Linked DNA regions of Homo sapiens: region 1 is linked to region 2. A link is a loop called in an ENCODE intact Hi-C map of the cell type or tissue named here. Cell type or tissue: heart right ventricle. All regions are shown on one strand. Each heading gives the region's core, and the rest is flanking DNA. Links, peaks and the distances in the headings are about the cores only. Region 1 overlaps LINC03125 (long intergenic non-protein coding RNA 3125). Region 2 holds the start of LINC03125 (long intergenic non-protein coding RNA 3125).

Region 1 (12,000 bases), core at 1,647-9,646, 51 kb after region 2:
ATGTGTGATGTTGGTGTGTTGTGTGTGCATTTATGTGTGTGTGGTGTCTGTGTGTGTGATGTCAGTGTGTTGTGTGTGGGTGTATATTTGTGCATCATGTCAGTGTGTGTGATGTCAGTGTGTTGTGTGTGGGTTTATGTGTGTGTCTGATTTTGGTGTGTTGTGTATGGGTTTATGTGTGTGTGGTGACTGTGTGTGATGTTGGTGTGTTGTGTGGGTTTATGTGTGTGGTGTCTGTGTGTATGATGTCAGTGTGTTGTGTAGGTTTATGTGTATGTGATGTTGGTGTGTGTAATGTCAGTGTGTTGTGTGTGGGTTTATATGTGTTTGTGTGATATTGGTGTGTTGTGTGTGGGTTTATGAGTGTGCATGGTGTCTGTGTGATGTTGGTGTGTTGTGTGGGTTTGTGTGTGTGGATGTGGTTTCTGCCTATGGGAGGAGGTTTGCTCACAGATGGAGGAGAAGGAGCTCTATAGGCAAAGATCCCAGGGCCGTGGAGGAGGAGACACAGTCCTGAGAACTCCTTCCTCTGAATCAGAAGGACAGGAAAGGTGGGATTTTAAAGGAACAGAGAACCCTGGTGGGAGAGGTGAATCTGAGCTCCTCGGGCCATCGGGTGTCCTGTGGAGCAGAGGCAGGCCCGTGAGGGTGATTTTCAGAATGCTGCCTGCTTCTGAGAGTGAGATGAAGACCCTCTGGGGTCCCGTTGATGTCACCAATGTCGCCTGTCTTGAGGCATCTCTGGTCCAGACCTGGCTGGGAGAGAGAGCTATGGGTGGAGATGCACTGGGTGGGTGCTGGTGGGAGGGGAGGGCTGGCTTTTCCTCAGCCCCCAGACTTAGAGAAGATCACACGCAAGAGCTTGGAAGTCCTGGGAGGAAGTATGATCCCGAATCCTGGCACACTTGATCATGCGTGACAGGGACTTAAGAAAGCCCCTAATTATAGCCGTGTGGGGTTTGTCTCCCTTCTGAAGCTTGGCGCCCGTGTGCTCAAGGCAAGGGCGTGACCAAGGTAAGAGACCCCTTCTCTCCCTTAGGCAGAAGTCCTAGCAGAGTATGCCCACGCTGGTTAGTGCTGCTGCAAAGATGAGCCGAAGACCATGAGAGACCTCCAGGTGGTCCTTCTGGGGAGAAGAAATGGGTTTTGGCCCCAAATCCTTCTGCTGCATTTTTCCCCTATCCCTGGGAAGCCATGAGACCTCAAACCTGTGTTCCCAAGGAGGCGAGCTGCTGTTCCCAGGTGATGATATGATGTGCTTGGGGAAAGTAAGTGGCTGCCAGACATGGCTGAGAGCTGTTGTCACTGCCGTCAAGTGCATGTCTCCAAGCCATATCACACGGCGTCCCTCGATGTGAGGCCACATGGCAAGTGGGCCGTGGATCTCCCTCTGCCCTTTGCAAGCACGTAAGACAGCAGATTTTGCAGATACCTTGTGGCGCAGGGGAATTTCCTTTGGCCAGGTCTGAAGAAATAAAGCAGCAGGCACCGAGAACAAAGCCAAGGCTTTCAAAAGACAAGGAGCCAAAAAACTTACTCAAAATAAAAGTAGTTTTAAAATGTCTCTGCCATTGGTAGTCTCATTTTCTTTTTAATGTAGGAAATAGTCAAGTATTAAAATGACCAAAATGAAACAAGTGCCTCATGGACTGAGAAGGAAGGAGGAAGATAAAAAATGAAACCAGGACAGAGAAGAGAGGGAGGTTCTGGGTGTATTTGCTTTGGGATTACATGTGCGCATGTCTTGTTTTTCCCTTTTATATCTCCCTCATCTGAAATATGTAGCAAAGAAAAATTTAAGCTGTAAGAGGGAAACTTTTTCCAAACAGTGAAGTTTACCAAACTGTGGCCTGAGATCTATATTCACATTCTAAAAAACCATGCCCAATTCCCCACGCTAACAGCAGCTCCAGACCAAAGAGCAGCTCTTGTCTTGACCAAAGTGAATAACTATCTTAACACGAGGTGACTAGAAACCATCTGTCTTGAGACCAGAGAGGAGACCTGTGGTCAGTGACGCTGTTCAGCAAATACTTGCCATTCCTGACCTCCAGGCTCAAGGAGGGATTGGCCACCCTGGTCCCCTAGGAAGATGGGGCCATGTGCTGGCTCTGGACAATGGTCATGATGGAAATGGCATCTGCTCTTGCAGGCCAAAGAGTTTAATTGCCTCCAGAGCTCTCCTTCCCTCTGCAACAGTGACCTACAATGTCCAGGTAGCAGTCCTTCCATCACCTTGAATCTCAGAGTAAGAATGACATGGAGTAGAGCCCCCCAGGTAAGCTGTATTGAACATGTAACATGTAGATGAAATCAACTGTTGTTTAAATTCACTAAGTGTGAATTACATAGCACAACTATACTTATCTTAATTGACACAAGATGAGTTTGTTTCTTAGCTGACCAATAGCAAAAATCCAATAAACAGATGAATAAATTAATAAATAGATGGATGAATGGATGGATGGATGGATGGATCAGTGGATGGGTGGGTGGATAGATGGAGCTGTTAGATATGGCTCTTTGTTTATAAATCTCAACCACAAACTTTGTCACTTCTCCAGAATAAAACTCCTACATGGTAGGGACTCTGTGAATGTTATTAAAATGAGAGAGCTATTAGAAGCCAAGAGATGAGGCTGATTTTTACCTCTGGCTTTAGAATATTTGGTGCCACTGTGTATAAGCTTTACCCACCATTGACAAAAAGGGACCCACTATGGACACCTCAGGAAGTTCTTCAGCCTGCAGGCACTTCTGTTCCGGGTAGGGATTCAGGTTATCTAAACTCCAACCAAGTGTGACCAATAACTCTTGTTGCTCCTATAGCCTCAGCAAGAACACAAGCAAATATGCTCTCATTTTTGATAAAAAGCATGTCTATGATTGTTGATGTGCAAATATAAAGAGCCAAGCATGGAGAAAGAAGAACAAGAGTTAAAACATACCTCAGTGACCACCACCAGCCCTTACATACCTGCCCTGTCCTGGTCCCCTTCTCCAGGTGCCCTCTTCAAAGTATCCCAAACCAGAGAAACAATATAACCAGTGACCATCAGGGAGATTTCAGTTCCAGACCTAGGACCTGCAATGAATTTCAGGGGAAAAGTGCTTTCCTTTTTTATCATCTACTCAGAGGATGTTGACTGACAGCTAAAACTACTCAAAGGGTACAAAATTCAGCCTTATGGTTTCAAGAATAGTCAACCCTGCATGTGAAATCATCAGAGAATGGAGATTTGCCCCCTGTCCAGGCAGGCTCTTAAATTTGCAGTTCAGATATAAAAAAAAGGTCTCACTTGTTTACTTATCTGTTTTGCATATATTTTTTATTTTCTGTTGAGTATGATATTTGATATAAAAAAAAAAAAACTTTTTAGCTGAGGATGGCTTCTGGGGTTAGCCAGTTCTTAGAGACAGCAGAAGACTCAGCTGGGAGCATGCCTTTGATGCACCAACTAACCCATCCAGAGCCATTCCCTTCTATCTGGCCTGTACATCTCAAAAGGCAATATTCCTCTACCTTGACAAGCCCAGGGCCAGCTACCAGGCAACTAGAGACCACCAAAAGCCCCCTAAAATTATTCCAATTGGCCAATTCTAAATTGTTCACACTGCCCTGTTTTGCCTTTTCCATCGAAACCAAAATAAGGACTGAGGTCCAAGCTGTCCCTAGCTCCTGTCTTCTGCCATCTGACCAAAGCTTGGTGCTTCCAATGTGGCCCTGAGTTGTATGTGGTGGCCTCCTCTCTGGAACTGTGCGTGTAGTCAACTTTGTCTTTCTCACGTCTCCTTGGTGGTGGCATCTGACTGATTATCTCATAAAGAAACACAAAACATTACTGTTTCTGTTTCTGATCTTTAAAGCCAATGAGAATAGACATGCCCAGTGCTGCTGGGCAGGGCAACAGGCGCTCAGCACTGCTGTGGGAAAATGAACTCCTGCAATCTTTCTGGAGGGCAAACATCAACAAGGCTTGCCAACCTTTAACATGTGCACACACTGCCTCCCAGCCACTCCAATTCTAGGAATTTATCCTAAGAAGATAATGAGTTAATTGCAAATATGAATATCCAAAAGTGTTTATCACTGTTTAACATAGAATCATGAAAATTTGGAAACAACTACCATGGACTATGGTAGGGGATGGAATAAATAAACTTTGATGCCATATGCAGTAGAATGCATAAAACCTGCATTTGAAAAAAGTATTGTGTGCCACGAGAAAATACTGTATGATAAAGATCTTTTAAGGCTCTATGACATTTTCTGTATGATTCCGTTTAATTGTGTAAGTCTGTATATAAACAATGCTATTAACATCAACATGCTCTGTGGTGGGTTATAGGAGATTTTTATTCACGTCTCAGTACTCTTCTGTATTTTCAAATTCTTGACTGTAAAAATCTACTTCTCTAGAATAAGAAGAAAAAATCTATAATTTTTTAATTGATGGGGAAACAAACCTTGAATGATAGGAACCAACAGTTTTGTCAGTTATTCATAATTAATGCTATCAGTATTTAGTAGTTCTCTTCAAGCATGCAGGTTTACAAAACACCACTGGTTTATCATCTTGTGAATCAAGACCCATTTTCTTGAGTATAGAGGCTCTGGCATGGTGAAAACACTGAACACTTAATTCACAAGAGCTCAAGCAAGACTTGGCAAAAAAAGAAAAAAAAATCAAATCATTTTATGGATAAAGAACAAAGCCAAGGTGGAGATGGCCCCTTTCTCTTCTTTGTTAAAACTGATCATTGATCATTGATGGAACATGGAACTTGGGGTTTGGGGGGATTTGTTTGTTTGTTATTTGTGGTGGGGAAAAAAGTTTTCAAAATAGGCTTTGGCATAGCCCTGCCTGGGGTCAGGCTGAACTGTAAAAGCATTTCTATGATTGTTGAGCTCACTCAGTAGACTGAGTGTGAAGGGCTCTAGATCCCAAGACGGTCCAGAGAAGTCGTCGTGCATATGTAGGCAGCTCACACACCTCTGACTTCATGCAGCGATAATTAGCTCCTAAACTCAGTTTCAATTTGTTCACGCAACTCTTACCACTCCCAACCTCCACTCATCAAAGATCTGGGCTGGGTGTACTCAGTGGTGTTAATTTGGTGTCATTTATGTTCAGACATTAAGCAACGCTTATGGGATAAACTAAAATCTTGTCCCTCCCTGGGCTGTTGGCAGAGTAGCCCACACAATCAGCACATCTCATTGCCAACTGGCACCAGCTGCTGGACCCCTGCTTCTGGGTGATAAACACTGAAGAATGTGAACGTTACACCAGGAACACTTGTCATTCACTAGCTTCTGGCAGGAGCCAGTAGAATCCCTTCAAACCCCTTCCTGCATAACCCTTAAGCTACTTATCTCCTGGGCCACATCAGGTGATGTCATCAGATGTAGACGTGTATTTACAAGTTCATTACCCAAGACTTTGAAACTGTCTCCACCCCCATTCCCAAAATGAAGATGTTAACGTCCTCTTAGGAGAAAATGGAGAAGTGGCTTTCTCCAAAAGTCATTCTTACCCAGAAGACTATTGGGGGTAAACATTCAGGCCAGACCGAAGGTACTGTTGTCTTATGCTTTGATTTGGTTTGTTTTTCCTGTTTTCTGGTCAATTCCTGTGGCTCTTTTTCCTGGGGCCTGGCTTTGGAGGCAAGCCCAGGTCCATGACCTCCAGACCATGCAATCAAGCATGACTGGGATCTTCACTAAGAGGAGGCTGGAACCTGAGAGAGGTGCCTTCCATGAAGCTGGGAGAGCCCCACCAGCACTGGGCCATGGCTGTGGAGTTTGTGGAGACTGCCATCAATGAGATAATAATAATAAAGACACACTCAAATCTAAGTGGATAAAAGGCTTAGGCTGTATCCAGCTTTCTTTTAAGCACTTTACATAATTCATCTCATTTAAGGCTCCAAATAACATCATTGAAGACAAGATTGTATTCTAGACCCACACAATTTAGAGGATAGACAGAACCCAGGAACTTTCAAAATACCAGGGAAATGTCTTTTAAAGAGGCAGAGGCAGCTCCTAAAAAATATTCGATTCCCATACCTGTGAGACCTATGCAAGCACATTGGAAAAATGATATGCAATATAATACTTATTATATTGGTATTGTGGGGATTGTTGTTATAGTCATGTTATAGAAAACTAGCTCAACATAATAAAGGTTATATATAAAAAACCCACAGTTAACATCATATTCAATGGTGAAAGACTGAAATATTTTCCTGTAAGATCAGGTAGAAGAAAAGGATGCCCATTTTCACCACTTTTTCTCAACATTGTATGGGAAGACTGAGCCAGAGCAATGAATCAAGAAAAATAAATAAAAAGACATCCAAATGGCAAAATAGAAGTAAAATTATCTCTGCTCACAGATGACATGATCTTTTATGTAGAAAATCCTTTAGATCACATACATACACACAAACACACACACACACACACTCACACTTTAGTACCTTGAAGTGTTTCCAGTTCCTTCAAATAAAGTTAGGTTGTTGATGTCAGATCTTCTGTTTTAATGTGTTAACAGCTATAAATGTTTTTAAGTTAAAAATAAAAAAATGAATTCAGCAGGATAGAAAATTCAGAAAGTTGCAGGATTCAAAATTAACATGCAAAAATTAGTTCCATTTCTATACATTAACAATGAATAATCTGAAAAGGAAATTAAGAAAACAATCCCATTGACAATAGCATCAGAATAAATATTTTATTCTAAGAATAAAATACTTAGAAGCAAACATAAGGAGGTAAAAGATTTGTACACTGAAAGCTAAAAAAAAATTGCTGAAAGATATTTAAAGTATAAGTAAATGAAAGAAAAGTTCTGTGTTCATGAATTGGAAAACTTAATATTGCTAAGAAGTCAGTACTACCCAAAATGATCTACCAATTCAATAAAATCCCTGTAAAGATCCTAGTGACTTTTTGTGCACAAGTACAAAAATCTATTCTAAAATTATATGAATCTCAAAGGACCTCAAATAACCAGAGCAATCTTTAAAAAGAGGAACAAAACTGAAAGTCTTTCACTTCTTGATTTCAAAACTTACTACAAAACTGCAGTAATCAGGACCTCTACCTTTCACCATATACAGTCACCAACTCAAGATGGAGAGAAGATGTACATGTAAGACCTCAAACTAGAAGAATCCTAGAAGAAAACCTAGGAAACACCATTTTGGACATCGGCCTTGGGAAAGAATTTGTGACTAAGTCCTCAAAAGCAATTGCAACAAAAACAAAAAATGACAAGTGGGACCTAATTAAACTAAAGAACTTCTGCATAGCAAAAGAAACTGTCAACAGACAGCCTCCACAGTGGGAGGATATATTCACAAACTATGCATCTGACAAAGGTCTAGTATCTAGAATCTATAAAGAATTTAAGCAATTGAACAAGCAAAAAAAGACCCCATTAAGAGGTGGGCAAAAAACATGAACAGGCAAATTTTAAACAAAGACATATAAGCAGCCAATAAACATATGAAAAAGATGGTCATTGTCACTAATAATCAGAGAAATGGAAATCAAACCATAATGAGATACTATCTCACACCAGTCAGAATGACTTTTGTTAAAAAGTCAAAAAACACTGGGCAAGGTGGCTCACGCCTATAATCCCAACACTTTGAGATGCCAAGATGGGTGGATCACCTGAGGCCAGGAGTTAAAGAGCAGCCTGGCCAACATGGTGAAACCCTGTCTCTACTAAAAATACAAAAATTAGCCAGGGCTGGTGGCAGGCATCTGTAATCTCTCAGCCACCAGAGAGGCTGAGGCACGAGAATCATTTGAACCTGGGAGGCAGAGGCTGCAGTAAGCTGAGATTGTGCCACTGCATGCCAGCCTGGGCAACAGAGCAAAACTCTTTCTAAAAAAAAAAAAGTCAAAAAAAATATCAGATGCTGGTGAGGCTACAGAGAAAAGGGAGCACCTATACACTGTTGGTGGGGATGTCAATTAGTTCAGCCACTGTGGAAAGCAGTCTAGAGATTTCTCAAAGAACTTAAAATAGAACTGCCATTGGACCCAGCAATCCCATTACTGGGTATATACCCAAAAGAAAGCTAATTGTTCCACCAATAAGAGACACACGCACACACACACACACACACACACACACTTGTTCATTGGAGCACTATGCACAAGAGCAAAGATATAGAATCAACCTAGGTTCCAATCAACAGTGGATTGGATAAAGAAAATATGGTACATATACATCATAGAATACTACACAGCCAGTAAAAAGAATGAAATCATGTCCTTTGCAGCAATATGGATGCAGCTGGAGGCCATTATCCTAAGTAAATTAACACAGACACTGAAAACCAAATACTGCATGTTTTCATTTATAAGTGGGATGTAAATATCAGGACCTCATGGATATAAAGACAGCAACAATAGACACTGGGGACTACTAGAGAAAGGGGAGAGGTGGGTACGGGTTAAGAAAGTAACTTATGAGTGCTATTCTCAGTACCTGGGTGATGGGATCATTTACCATACCCCAAACCTCAGCATCACACAATAGAACCAGGTAAAAAATCTGTACATGTACCCCTGAATCTAAAATAAAAGTTGAAAAAACAAACTACAGTAATCAAAACATTGTACTTACATAAAGACAGACATACAGAATAATGGGATAGAATACAGAGTTCAGGTTTAAATTCTCACATATATGGTCAAATAATTTTGAATGAGGGTACCAAAACCATTCAACAAGGGTAAGGACAGTCTTTTTAACAAATGGCACTGGAAAAACACAATATTCACATGTAAAAGAACGAAGTTGAACCCCTACCTTAACTATATACAAAAATTAACTCAAAATGGATTAAAGACCTAAATGTAATTACTAAAACTATAAAACTCTTAGAAGAAAACATAGAGGAAACCTTCACATCATTGGATTTGGCAATGATTTATGGATATAGCAGTAAAAGCACAAACGACAAAAGAAAAAATCGATAAATTGGAATACTTCAAAATTTAAAAATGTTGTGCACCAAAGGACACTGTCAACAGAGTAAAAGCAATCCACAAAATGGAAGAAAATATTTGCAAATCCATATATCCAATAAGAGATTAATAGCCAGAATTTCTACAGATTTCACAACTGAAAAAAATGAAAACGAAAACAACCGGATTAAAACATTAGCAAAGGACTTGAGCAGACATTTCTCCAAAAAATATATACCAATTAACTTTATGGGATTTTTCCATCTTGGTAAGAACAGGCACTATTCACAGCTCTGAGTAAGCTTGGGGCATTGCTCAATCTAAATCTTTCAGATGCTTCTTTCCCCAGCCTTCAACAGAACCCATTAACAATTTGCTGAATATTTGAGGGGGACCCTCGGCATATCTTCAGAGCTCTCTTGCCCACTGTCTCCATGCACGTGTCTCCTCTTTGGTACTCATCCTATCAGTTCTAGTCAGTGGGTTCTCCCTGGACTCTCCACTCTGTGTCTTCAACTCAGAGTCTGCCAGGCTCCAGCTGGCTTCTCCTTCCTTGTATGTATTCTTTTTGCTTTTACAGAGAAATAAAGTGTCACATAATGCTAAGGTAAACAAAAACCCACCTTTCCAGTGCCATTTGTTAAACAGACTGTCCTTACTCTTGCCTGGAAACTCTCAAAGCAGTAACTGGGGCAATCATATGAGTTGCCTCATTTCTTCCCTGTCTCTCAGGGCTCCCTGTCCTCCATTGCCTGATGCTCCTTGTCTTGAAACTGTCATTTTATGTATTTGGTCTAGCTTTTTGGTTTTGTTTTGTTTTGTTTTGTTTTCAGGTGGGAATATAAATCCAGTCCCTGTTACTCCATCTTGCACAGAAACAGAGTTCTGCCCATGAATCTTTAAATTATGATTAAAAACAATCTTTCCTAAGGAAAGGAAGTAATTTTGGTGAGAGCTTTTCTTCCCCAGCGACATTTCAAAAGAAATGTGTGGCCAAGCATGTAACGGGATCTCCTCATGGGGAACTCTATCTCTGCTTGGTACCCGAGGAGAGGATCTGTGGCATGAAAGCAAAGCTATCTCTAAGTTGATGCTGCAGGAAGCAGAATCTCCCCAAGAACCAGAGGAGGCAGCCCCAATGTTCAAAAAAGCTCACCACCCATATGTGACCTCTCTTAGTTCCCATGCAGGAAACTGCTTCCACTGGATGGAGAAGATAAAGCCTTTAATCAGCAAGAGGTGGCAGATCATTCATTCATCCCTGCAAACCTGGGGTTAAATCACAGCTCATCCTTGGAGACAACTGAATCCAATCTTTTTGCTTTTACAGATAAATAAAATGTCACATAATGCTAAGGTAAACAAACACCTACATATCATGAGGTCAACATTTCCAGTGAGCCCTAGGGGTTATAGCAGTGGCTGAGAGGATTTTACAGAAGACAGGGAGGCCAGAGGGAAGACAGAGAGGACTCCAGGCCCATTCCTCCTTCAGTCAAAGCCGTTTATTTTATATGTGAAGAAGATTTCATCTGAAAAATCATGGATTTGATCCAACCGCTGCAATTTTCAGATGAAGAAGAAAAATCTGTAAAAGACTTACCCAGGGTCAGGCAGGAAGTTTAACATGCAGCCTGTGATCAGAACCCCGATCTCTTGCACCTCTGTGTGATACTTTTACATCTGGGTCACAGAAGGATGCTGGTGAATGGAACAGAGGCCACAGGGGTGGAAATCCCTGATTCCTAAGGCAAGATAATGCAGACTTCACAGACTTGTCATGAGGAACCAAGAAGCAGATGAATGCAGAATGCTTTGTGAAGAGTAAGAAGCAGCACAAACCCCAGGAATTTACAACAACTGTTCTTACCTACCAGACCACTGCCACCCAACTGGGCTGACAATTCCAAGCAGGCTGCTTCTCAATCCAGCATGGCACAGGACACCGACAGCCCCACCGGGGCATTTTAAATTTTGTCTTGATAATGGTTTTCTTCACAGCAGTTTGATCTGGGGATAACTCTGTCTACCATATGACTTCAAAGAAGCTATGCATGACCTGCAAGCTGAGTCCTTCCCAAGGTTGTGCTTGCAAGGGGAAAGGGAATACGAGAGGGGAGGATGCTGAGGATCTCCGTGGGCAAGGAGTCCCAGAGAAAGGTGTGAGTTTCCAAACAACAACCTGAGAGCATTGGGATACCTTGTCTGCTTCCTCAAAGCCAGCCCAGAAGTCTAATACAAATGGACTACCTGTGAGGCCCCAGAGCAGAGCTTCACAAACACCAAAGAACAGGTTTCCTATGCTCTCTGATCACTCTGCAATTAAGTTAGAAATCAATTGAAAATAAATGTATGTTCCTTTTGATATAGACAGTTGTGTGACCACATGAGGTTTGTACAGTCCCAGGACCCAACCCCAAAGGTTCTGGGTGAACCCCTGATTGAATGGTTATTGATTGACTAACAAATTGATGTTTTTGCTTGTTTGTATTTGTTGGAGTGAAACCTGTAGCCATGTTATGACCTCTGCTTAGACTGCAGAGCAGCTCAGCAAAGCACCGGTTTGTTTGTTTGTTTTTAATTCATCATCTACACACAATCTCTACATTTTTATAGACTATTTTAGAGGAGTTTTAGTTTCACAGAAAAATTGAGCAGAATCTTTTTTTAAATAAAAAACACATTGAAAGTAAAATAAACCTCAATTTTAGACCCAGTAAAAAAAACTACCAGGCATGCAATTTAGACGTCTTCATTCACACTTCTGCTTTCATTCACACTTCTGCCTTCATTCACACTTCTGCCTTCATTCACACTTCTGCTCAGCAAATGTGTGGTGAGGATGGTGCTGTGCAACGTACTAAGATGATGGGAGGACTGGTCCACAGCCGCGTGCAGGGCAACAGGGTGGAGTAAGTGCGCAGTGGTGGCTGCGCTTGAGGCTGTGGAATTTGGTGGCCAGGCCAGCCACCCCATGATAGAAATCTACCCGATACCGACGTACA
Region 2 (12,000 bases), core at 2,559-10,558:
TCATCTAAGGGAAAGCCATTTGTAGGGGCAGAAATGTTCCTAACTTCCTGTTCAGGGTCTCTTAATTCTATGGACATGAATGACGGCAAGGGCCATTATGCATTGATTCTGATGTGCAGAGTTCCAGTCTGAGCAGGACTATGCCTGTTGTACAGACTGGAAAGCTGTGACTTCAAGGGGTTAAGAAACCAGCCAGAGGCCGCACAACCAGCAAGCCGCAGAGGTGGACGGAGCCAGGCCGTTGGGTTCTGTTTGGGTTGTTTCTTGCTATTTAACAGACTGCCCTAAATCTCAGTGACTTAACACCCATTTTGTCACCTCTCTGGGTTGGGTAGGGTGGGGGCTCAGCTGGACACTTCTCCCGCTGTTTTTCTTGGGGTCTTTCCTGTAGTTTTAGCTCGATGGTGGAGGGGCCGGGGGTCATCTGGAGGTTAGACCAGGTGGAGGGGCCTCTCTTATTGTCTCCACATGTCCTGTCTTGTGGCCTCTCCAGAAGGGTGGCTCAGGGTTCCCAGGAATGAGTGATCCAGTGAGAAGCAGCAGCAGCTGTGGCCTCTCGCGGGCAGGCGGGAAACCGACACCGTTCACTGGTAGGTATTCTGCTGGTTAGGCGTGAGTCAGCGCCTGGCCCAGATTCCACCCTGGAGGGGCTGCACCAGGGCGTGAACTCTCGGGGCGTGGCTCCCCAACCCTCTTTAGAAACATTACCTTGAACACCATAGCTCAGAGCAGTAATCACCAGTCCACTGAGGCAGCAGAGGGGCCTACGGCTGGGACTGTGGGAACAGGGAAGCTGCACCCAGGGCTTCACCCACAGGCACCATCGCTTACTCTGCCTGGCTCGCGGGTCGGTGAAGGGAGTGGCTGCCCTTCTGCTCAGCTCGGTCTTTGTCCCATTATTTTCTCCATTTGTTCTGCTGAAGAGACAGCCAGGAGGCAGTGAAGTGGCCCCTCCAAGGTCAAGGCAGCATGCAAACCCCACCTGCCCGCTGAGCCTGACATTTATTTTATCACAATGGGTTTCAAGCAGGAAGATTGCCCTGTCCTGAGGACAGGACAGCCAGCTTCATGGGCACTTGACATGAAAACCTCCAGTGGCCTCAGTACCCAGGTGGGGGTGGGAGCACTGCAACCCTCAGGGCAAAACCAAGGAACATGAAGGTGTTGGGGATGCACCTGGGCCTCAGCCTGGCAAAGAGCCCAAGAAACACCCAGGTAGACTTTGGGAGTGGGAAAGACTCCACCCACGGTCTCCGAGAGAAGGAGGCTAATGGGGCAGGGGGTGAAGACAGGATAAATGAAGGAACGCAAGAAGCCTAAGGGGGAAGGTGGTTTGAGGGCTGAAGCCCAGGTTGAGACTAGAAGGCCAGGCAGAAGCATTCAGATCCCAGGTCCTGTAAATTCTTTCCCACTGGGGAAAGAATTTGTCCTACAGGAAGGCTGAGGAAAGGCTCTGCTGAGTCTATCTTCGCTTTGTTTTTTGCAAGAAAAGTTTTCCTTTTGTGAAAACTTATCATACAGATTGGGCCATTCTTGTCACACCCAACTAAAACACAGTCAAGAATCCAGTGGGGATAGCACCCAGAGCACAATACATTGCTCCAAAAATGTAATTATCTGTAGGCCTAGCAGCTGAAACTGCCTGCAGTAGCCTGAAACCAGTTTTATCTAAGACTCCTGAAATGACCTGCTGCAACTCTCAGACTAGCTTTGCCCATGGCTGTCACTTCCCAATCAGAGCTTGCCAGCTACTCAGAACCTTACTAGTGCTGGTGAAATTTCTCAAAGAGCAATGCATAACATTTCTTCTTTCTATAAAACCTCTGACCTTCTATTTGTTCTTCAGAGAGAGCACTTTTGATTCACGCTGGAAACTCTCTCCATCAGTTTGGTTTGCAAACTGATGTTGACATTAAAGCCCTCTCTTCGACTACCCAGCCATCCTGGTGGTCCTTTGGGTAACACTTGCTTCATGAGGCTGTACAATGGTCTAATAAGAGGGCAGAGGAAATTCATGGTAAGCCCTTTATCCCCAGGGACAGCTCCTGGCAGGACAGGTGCTGGAGGAGGGGGAAGGCTTTCTGTCCTTTTTCATTGCTTATCCCTTTTGTCTTGCCTGCATCTGATGTTGAGTTTGGTTTCTCAGATTAATATTTCTTTCCAGAGTAGCCAAAAAAATCATCTGCCACCGAGTTGGACTGGTTAGAGCACCCTCCCCTTGCATTTTTAATGATCTGACCAAATAATAATAATTCCCAAAGAGTCCTTAGAAATCCAGAGAGGTAGGTTTGCAAAATCAATGTTGAAAATGTCAGAACAGGCTTGCAAAATTCACATTACAAAAATTGCATGCAGCCCCCGCAATCAACTGAAGGCATCTGGCTGTTGCAGACACACCAGCCTCACCTGGCTTACCTCAGGTCTCCAATTTGCCCATCCATTTGCAGGGCTTCTCAAGCTCTCTGGGACCACCCAGCTGAAACAGAAGCACTGTGCTGTCCCCTGGGTAAGGAGGGAAGCCGGGCTGCTAGAATGACAAGGCATGGGAAAAAGGCCTGACTCCTGAAATATTGTTCATTCTCCAAAAGCTGTCTGATCAAGGATTTTCAGATGCATGAAGTCAAAGTTACCTACCCTTTTTCAGGGCAACGATATGGAAATGTAAGTCAAGATAAGCAGAGGAAAGGCAAAGAACTGTGAGGCCTGTGAGGGAGGCCAAAAAACATGCTCTGGCATAAGCCAGCAAGGGCAGCTTCTCAAGAAAAGAAATTCCGGCCCTTGACTCTTATGGACCCATTCTCTTTCTGTTGGCCTTAGACACAGAAACTAAGACACATGTTTAGTCAACGATGAATATATGAACATTAACATCAGACAAGATATTTGAAATTGAAAGTGACCTAGAAAATAAAACTATTGAGTGTATGATCATGTTAGACCCTACCTGCTGAAAAATTCCTTTAACAAGGGGTTGATTAAGTGGCATTTTAGAATTTAGAAAGCACTTCTCAGCTACAAAGATGATTGCTAGTTTCTTACCTAATCACAAAGAGGCACAGACTGGTGTTTTCTCTGTGGCTTTTACAGAGACCATAGTATATTATATACACAGCTCTACACTTAGTTTCTCTCTCTGAGCAAGAGTAGAGGGTTGCCTTGTTCTGTTAACGCTTTGGAGTGAGGTTAGCTTTGTGTGTGTGTAGGATTTATTCAGCTCTGGCCCCAGTCATTGGATAAAGGGTTTGCTATGATAAACATCTGAGCCTACATGCATGTATGGACACGTACAGGAAACGTCCTTACATGGGGACGCGTCAGGCACGTGGTGTTGGCATTCTTTACTTTGTGTGATGCTGCCAATCACCCTCTGTGAAGGTGGTGCTGGTTCACACTGCTCATCCTCACTTCATGGTGTGGGCACACTCCCTGGTGGGTCCCAACCTGCCGGGTGAAGCAGGAGCAACTCACTGCAGTTTTGAGTGCGTTTTTCTCATCTTTCCCTGTGTATAAGAGGCAGTTATTTGAACAATGAGATCACATGGACACAGGAAGGGGAATATCACACTCTGGGGACTGTGGTGGTGTGGGGGGAGGGGGGAGGGATAGCATTGGGAGATATACCTAATGCTAGATGACGAGTTAGTGGGTGCAGTGCACCAGCATGGCACATGTATACATATGTAACTAACCTGCACAATGTGCACATGTACCCTAAAACTTAAAGTATAATAATAAAAATAAATAAATAAATAAATAAATAAATAAATAAAGAGGCAGTTATTTTTCTGTTTCTGTCTCTATCCCTTGTCCATTTGCTGTGGAGTTGTTGATTTTTTAATCATGGATTAATAATAATAACTTGAAATAAAAAAACTAACCCCTTTGAATTTGATATATGATACAAATATATTTCACAGTATCATGTTTTAATTTTTTTAAGTTTTGTTTTATTAATATGTAGATTATTTCTATTTTATATGCAGTTAATGCATTAATTTTTTGGTTTTTATTTCTTGTCCCTTATTCATACTTCTCTTCTTTACCCCAAAATTATTTATTTTTCTAATTCTCCTACATTTCCTTCCAGTAAATTTATGATTTCACCTTTAGGTGAAATAGCATTATACTTAAATGCTATGTTATACCATATATATTTAAATGCTATATTAAAATGTCCATCCTGGACAAAGTCTGGAGCTCCTCAATCTCAGTTTTGTCTTCATGTTTTGCACAAGCTTTCTCTCTTTGTGTCTGGCTTACATTCTGCGTGTTGTTTTGGATGTGTGTGTTCCTCCTGCTTATTTGGACATTGTGAGTTCCATTTCTAGCTCATTTTGTTGTTACTCCTGTAACTCTATCCTTTGATGAGATAATGTACCCGTGATTTAGACAGAATTTTCGAAGCACTGTGCTTTTTCTATTTCCCTCCATCACCTGACCTTAGTTATGTTATTTTTAAAAATTCTTCTGGTGTTTACATCTGTTCTTTAAATATTAATTGATTTTATCAATTTGAATGGATTCCTTTTGGACCCTAGGAACAAGTATGGCATGTCCGAGGTATTCAGCTTATAACCAGGGCTTTCAAGATTACTTGAAAGGAAAACATTCAAAAATGTATTTTAAAAAATTGTTAAACAGGGAAGCATGAGACATTATGATGCAAACAGAGTGACCTAATGTTCTTAGCTAAGCAAGGGAGAGGTCCTCAGGGTCAGGTTTTCCAGGACGCAGTGCTACCCCAGCTTCCCTCCCCGCACCAGAGTGACTTTGGGGGCTGTCAGCCACACCCCACTCTGAGTCGGCCTAAGCTGAGTGTCAAGCATTGTGGACATGGCTGCAGCCAGCGGTCCTGGGTATGTCCCTCTGCTGACCACTTGACACCCAGTCCTGGTGGCTTTGACCGCAGCTTGGTCTTGGAGCTGTCCCCATGGCCCTCAGAGTCTCTGAAGGGAGGAATCCAGGAACACTACAGTAAACCAAAGCCCAGCTCTTTGCGAGGGCTGTGCTTCCATAAGTAAGGCACAGGCTGCGAAGTCCTCACCAGGAGTAGAGGTCCTCAAGAGACCCTCTCTGTCCTTTGTCCAGCCTCCTGGGCATCAGTGCCATCATCTCTGGGGACAGCGTGTATCTGTAGCTGTTCACTTTGTAAGCCTAATGCCCAGCATCTGTCTCCTGGGCATCTGTGTCCTGGGCATTAGGCTTAGAAAAACAAATGACAGGTGCCTCTGGCCTCTTGGGCCTCACAGTGTTTTGAGAACAGACACCTAGATAAGTGACAAAACGTCAAAGCTCCAAAGAGCAGCAGCAGGTGCAGGCAGGGGACCCTGACATAGAGATAGTGACTCTGCTTTCAGGGGGACACTGAAGAGTGTGATCTGAGGGGAGGTGGAGGGCTGAGCAAGCAGAGATTAGGCAGTGTTGGGATGGGGCCATTCCTCCAGCCTCCTGCCCACCATCTCACAACTCCAGTTTTTCCCACTTCCCGGTACCTCCTGTTAAAACCCTTTGAGACGGGACACATGATGAAAGCATTTGCACGGCCTTGGTCAGCTCGGACATCTGCCAAGGCTTGGATTCTCCTTTCATCAAAGCCAATGGATTCTGCACGCAGCTCCCAAGAGCTGGAAACAAAGTGGGAGAACCCTGTCTGGAGCAGTGTATTCATTCATGCGTGCATTCATTCAACGTGCATTTATCAAAGGGCCACTTTGATGTGCTGGAGATATAGGGATGAACAAACCGGACCAAGTCCTCCCCCGCACAGGGCTTGCCTTCTAGTGGGGTGGCAGCCAACATGAAATTAAACACAAGTATACTATCGAGTAGGTAAATGCTATGAACAAAAATGCAAAAAGCCAGATGCTCAAGGGCAGAGGCTGATGTTTTGGGTACGGTGGTTTGGGAAGGCCTCAGGAGCTCACCTTTGAGCACTAGGTGTGGCCAACATGTCGAGGGTAATGGGGTAGGTTTGACTAATCAACCACAAAAGAAGGCCTCTGACAGAACTTAGAGGAAGTAGCAAACGTTGCAGAAGGAACTAAGTTTGTCAAATCACAGCCTGTGTAGTATCTGGTCACAGAGAGAGTGGGTGGGCCAGGCCTGCATGGATCCTTGAGGAGAGGTCTTAGGCCGGCCGACAGCAGTCCAGGAAACATACCAGAGCAGTGCCCCTGGATAGGCTCTGGTCCAGCATGGGCTATGGTCCAACCCGGCCAGGGAAGCCCCCAGCCCCAGGCTGAAGGATGTACAGCAGGCGGCTTTCCTGGAAATGCTGGCTCGATCCAGGTCAGGTGCACGGAGTGAGGCCTAGTGGTGCCGTGAATGCCCACTCCTGCCACCAGCCCAACTCAGTGCAGAGGGGGACCTAGATACATTTGCTAGACAACAGGGTGCCAGGGCATTCTCTTCTCTTCTCATAACATAATATTTCCTGTACTATAGCTTACACTTCAGTAGGTGGCGAAGTCCACGTGAGCTAAGCATTCTGTGCAGTGGTGATTTTTGATGATTTCTGGTAGCAAATTGAGCCAATAAAATGTGACCACCATGAAGGTAAGAAGGTAATCAGGGTCTTTAGAGTCTTGAATGCATGGGTTATGAGCCCCACATTTCGGTCGCCTGTTAAATATCAGGCCTTTCTGGGTGATGGGCTGTCTAATATTCTTTCTTGCCTGTATTTTTCTACATTGTTTGAATTTTATATCTACACATGTATCGTTTAAAAGGGAAGCTCTTTTCCAAAATGCTAACACTCCTGTTTTCATAAGTATGATTTTCATAATCCCAAAGCAGGAAAAGCAGTCATCTCTGTGCTGAGCACTAGGGAAACCTCAGATGACTCAGCCCCATGGAAAGCAAGCCACTTCCTGCCGTGTTAAAGGAGACTGCGCTGACCTTCAAATCCAGCGAGTGGTGACACGGGTCTGTCAGCTAGTGTTAGGGATTGTGTAGTTATTTTTTATGAAGGACACAGGAAGCCAGAGAAAAGAGACATTCAGAAGGGAGAGAATTCTAGAAATTCATCACATTTTGTGGGAATCCTTAAAATAATAAGTTTGCAATAAAACTATTTTGAATCACTGAAAGTTTCACTTGTCTTTGGGATTCTATTATCTGGTAAAACAACAACAAAACAATCTCCTAACATCTTTTATTTCATGAGTTGTAGAACCAAGTTTAGATTTTGTACAAAGTTGTAAATTTGTATAGAAAGCACATGATTTATGGGGATAGGATAATTCCATCCAAACCAAAGGACAGGTAGGCAACAAAAATCTAGAAGCTCTTGGTTTCTTAGCAGCTAGTGATGCTGGAGAAATTTCTATTTCCAAGGAAAGAAGGAAGAAAAAGAGGGGGAGAGTGAGGTGAGGAGGGAAGAAAGAAAGAAGGCAGGAATACAAATGTCTAGATAGATATAATATGTGTGTGTATGCATGTGTTTATTTGTGTGTGTAGGTATTTATGTGTGCAGGTATTTGTGTATGTGTATTTGTGTGTGTATGCATATATTGTGCACCTGTGTGTGTGTGTGTGTGTGTGTGTGTGTGTGTGTCTGTATGCATGCATGTATATTTGTGATGCTGTTCTAAGTCTGGAGAGTCTGCTGCTGCTCCAGTCTGAACCACACACACTTGCCCTCCTTCCCAGGTGAGAAGCTGGCCCTAGCTGCAGGGCTGGCTGAAGAATGGAGAGAGATTTGATTTGTCAGGTTCATGTCAGATGTTGACAAAGTCATCTCTCCTTCTTGTTCACATGAGGTCCATTGTATTTCCAGCCTCCTCACCCTGTGGAAGTCCTGCCTGTCCCAGAGCAGGTTTTGCAGGAACTTACCACACAACTCAGCCCTTCATCAAATTTCAGCACCTGGACAGGTTGCTCTCCCTCTCAAGGCTAATTCAACAGAACTGTTGTCCCTACCATCAGTCAGATTTCAGGTCCTCCAAGGTCCAGTGAGCTTGCTCTGAGAACAGACTGTCTCTGCAGGGCTGCAGGCAAGAAGTGAGGTGAGCTATGTCTTTTCCAGTGAGAGTCACCTGCCTGGGTTCCCCGAGTCGGCCAACACCAGCTCTAGACGACGTAGCGTGGGTCACTTATCTGCCTCCACCTACCCGGAGATGTGCTGGGAAGCACAGTGACCCAGCCACCATGTCAGTTCTCTTTCCTCAAAACAGTGCTGACCACAGCTGGCTCCACAGAACAGATATCCATTGAGATGCTCTGAGGGATGTGTGGAGGGTTTCGGAAAATACACTCTCTCGGGGCTTGGAGGTCTGGCACCCACTCTAGCATGGCTGTGGCTCCAAGGAGAGCCTGGCCTTGCCTGGGAACCTCTGCCATGTCACCCTCTTCCCTGGCACTCCATGAAAGATGCAGCTCTCACAGCTCCCAGATGTTCTCTCAGCAGGAGCTATACAGGTTAGCAGGAGGCAGGAGGCCCAGACTCCTGGACAAGTGTAGGCAGCTCTCTCGGTGGGCTGCTGGGGAAACCCTGCTGGCTGGTGGAAAAGAGTTAAACCTTTAGGACAGAATTACATCCCTTAGATAACCCAATTCTCCCCAGCTTGCAGGGCTGCTCAAGTCAACAAGCTCTCCATACTCAGTGAGCCAAGGATGCCAGATGGCAGGCTGCGGGCACTGATGGGCCAGAGGACCAAGTCAGTGTTACGTGGAGAATGAAAACAGGGAGAATGAATGACAGAGCATGACCGGGCGGGCTGAGGTAAGGCCCAGGAAGGCCCATTTCCACAAAGAGCCACACGGCAAGAAGAAGCCAGCCTGGTGGGGAAAGCAGCCTGTGCAAAAGCTTGGTTTGTCCAAATAAAGAGAAGGAGAATGACACGGCTGCAGTCTTGTGAGCCATGGCAGAGGGAATTAGAGCAGCCACAGCGGGCAGTAAGAGGCCAGGAAAGGGAGGTCAGGACTTCTATCAGTGTTGTGGAGCAAGGCTGCTGGGTCTGAATCAGGAACATGAAATCATCTGACTGGTGGTTTTCAAAGAAAGAGCTTGCTGCCTGCCTGCGGGGAAGGACTGCAGGAGGAGGATGCTGGATGCAAGTAGGGAGGCTTTGCAGCAGGACAATCCAGGGTGACGGCGTGAGGTATGAGGGTCAGAGTTGAGATGGAGTCAGTCTGCAGACTTGGCATGGAAGGCGAGAACTCACAGAGAGAGCACGTGTGCTGTATGTGTCACGCAGGATGGCAACCGCTCCCAGACGGGCACTGATGGAAACAGTGAATCAGAGAAAGGGCTGAAACAGTGCCCTGAAGCCTGGCCAGGCAGGGTCACTGGGAGCACCCTGGTGGGGTGTGCAATTGTATGGTTCATTTGCCCAACACGGCACAATGCACAACAGAGAAAATCAAATCAAACTCCAGACAAGAACACTTTGCTTAAGAAAGCAGATGTGAGAAATGTGCCACTTGTTTGTGAAAGTTTTTCATCAAAACAGCTCTCACAGAGATGGGGGGGTTTGATTTAAATGAGAAATGTGCTTATAAAAAACAGATCTTTGGTGAGTAATGAATAGCTATTATCTTATCTATTTAATTATGTATTTAAACGACATATGAAATTTATTATATTTTCCTAAACAAGTTTGAATTATGTTTTTGATTATCTGAAGTGCAACAAAGTTCATCTGCAATGATTCAGCTGTTTATTCATTCTAATATATGGCCACCTACTACACTGTCTGGCACCTATCGAGAGTTTAACAGATGTTTAATTAATAAGTAAGCATCAGTTGGTGAATAGCAGTGCTATTCCAAGATCTTGAGGAAATATTAGAATCTATAAGATGTGGCTCTTCCTGGACAATCAGGCTGAACTCAGCAATTCTGCCACTTCTCAGAGGCCAAAACCACTCCATGAGAAGGCTCCCTATCAGAGCCAAATCACCTCTGGGCAGAGCCAAGATAAATCCAGTGCAATCTACATGAAGTTGTCTGTTTAGACCACACAGATCTGCACAATCTTCCCTACAGGGCCCTGGTGACATCTGCTGAAATGAATGAAGCAGTCGAATCAAGGGCACCATGCTTCACAGTCACGTTTCTCATCTTTTCGCTGCATGGACTGTTCTGCGGGGACGTGGCGGGTCTCGGGGCTGGGCAGTCTCAGAGGGTCAGGATCTGAGCGCACTATGGATCCGGGGAGAGGGAAGGGTTAAGAATCAGTGAGGAAGGGGCTGGGCAAGGACATTCTACCCACCCCCCACCCCCCGCCAAAAAAAAAAAAAAAAAAACAACTCACAGGAGGCAAATCTTTGGTGTGTATTTGCAAATGCCAAAGAGAAACATAAAAGAATGGTTTTCCTATGGAACACTGAAGAAAAATGTCGATCCTGATCTTTCCTCTGTCTCCTGCTTGCCCCCTGCCCTACGAGGCCAAGCAGCCAAGCAAGTGGTCAACAGGTGGCCTCTCCGAGCAGAACCGTTTCAGATGTTTAAGAGAAATGACATTTTAGGAGTGGAGCAATGAGCTCAACTTTCTGTGACAAACTTCAGGGGTACTTGTTTAAAAGCATGTTATTTGTGCTTCACCCACAAAGGTTCCAATTTGGAAGAGCTGAACTGGGCCCAGGAATGTATATCCTTTGTGTGTCCAGGAGGAGGTGTGGGTGGAGATAAGCAGCTCCTTGACCACACTTCAAGCAACAACTGGGGTGTGATTCTGAGGCATGTCTTCTCCTCCTCCATTGACTTTCTCCTCTCCAAAGGGTTATCACTGGTGTGACCAGCTCCTCCAGAGGTACCTAAGGTGATCTCATAGCAAAGACCCACGCCCTGGACCCATCCTGCTAGTGATGAATCTGAAGGTTCTGAAGGTTCTGTGCATAACCATGTGGAGCCTGAGTGCACAGGGGCCCAGAGCTATCCTGATTTCTAATCTGGAGCTCTTTTGTCTCTACCAAACTGCTTCTTTATTGAAACTTTACATCCTGAGGGGTTCACTGAATAACAGCGACCCCAAGGCACCTAGAAACAAGCAATGTCATGTTTCTGTACTTGGATTAGAAAACAGGAAGGGAAGGCAGGAGAGTGTGTGGTGTATCTTAGAAAAACTTTTTAAACGTGATACAATCTGAGGAAAATTTGCATTGATGCCAGTAGAGGGCTAGATAGCTTTAAAATTGATCATTTAAATGTATTGACGTAGAAACGTATTCACAATATACTTTAAATGGAAAGCTGTGTTAGGGTCAAGTCTTACAATGCGATTCCACGGTTGCACTGCCACACACACACACTTACATATGTGCCCAGAAAAGCATTGGAAGTAAACCACGTCCTCCTGTTAATAGCAATTGTTTCTGGGTGGTGGAGTTTAGGGGAACTGATGCACTTTTTTCTTTGGTTTTGCCCATCTGTACTGTAACTTTCCCCGAACAAATGTGCATCACTTGTGTCATAATTTACTTTTTTTAAATACATGGAAACAACCACAGTCTGTATTTATTCTCTGGTTAAAGTGCTAAGCCTTGTAATCTAGAATATTCATCTGTCCGAGACTGTACCCTGGGACTCATCTCACGATGAGACATTTGGCCTCCTCCCCAACTCAGTTTCAGAATTCATCTGCTGGATTTCTGAGTCCCACTGAGTGATTAATGTCACACGGGTGACAAGGCATGACTCATAGGCACCAAGAAAGCAGCAGCAGTGTGTGCAGGCCGGGAAGTTGCCACAGCCCTCACTCAGGGCTTCATGCACGCCAGGGCAGTCCTGGGTCAATGGTCTCTTTCCCCTCCTCCTGTTGGATAGATGAAGAGGCCTGAGCAGGAAGGTGGTGGTTCCGTGGGGAATCTTCAGTGACTGGAGTATGTTGTAAGGATGGTGAATCGTCACTTGGCCAGCCAGGGTTTGGCAGTCAAGACAGAGAGCAGTGTCTGGGCCCACAGCATGAGAGACTGCTGGACTTCAGTCTTCGGAGCAGGCAAGAACGGGGAGCTTCTGTGGATTTCTATTCCTGTCGCCTGTCACTGTGAACAGTGCCCA

The links. Hi-C counts contacts between places; a loop is a spot of excess contacts. Peaks named below come from ENCODE experiments on the same cell type or tissue, not always from the same donor. Only the 100,000 strongest peaks of a DNase experiment are listed, where the experiment ranks them.
Region 1: it touches region 2 in a loop (2.0-fold over the local background); 6 of 110 quality-filtered maps call a loop at or near these places.

The regions. Positions count from the first base shown.
Region 1 is chr20:23,188,744-23,200,743 of GRCh38, forward strand. It overlaps LINC03125 (long intergenic non-protein coding RNA 3125), which reads left to right. Exons shown (of 6, transcript NR_199692.1): 6 at 1,040-1,564. Among named protein-coding and RNA genes, the nearest start is that of LINC03125, 47 kb to the left of the region's middle. In heart right ventricle, for the core only: no CTCF peak of the experiment used is centred there; no DNase peak of the experiment used is centred there.
Region 2 is chr20:23,136,406-23,148,405 of GRCh38, forward strand. LINC03125 (long intergenic non-protein coding RNA 3125) reads left to right here and starts at 11,698. Exons shown (of 6, transcript NR_199692.1): 1 at 11,698-12,000. RefSeq lists enhancers at 28-1,227, 6,707-7,001, 11,147-12,000. In heart right ventricle, for the core only: no CTCF peak of the experiment used is centred there; a DNase peak (open chromatin) is centred at 6,886; H3K27ac peaks cover 3,107 bases.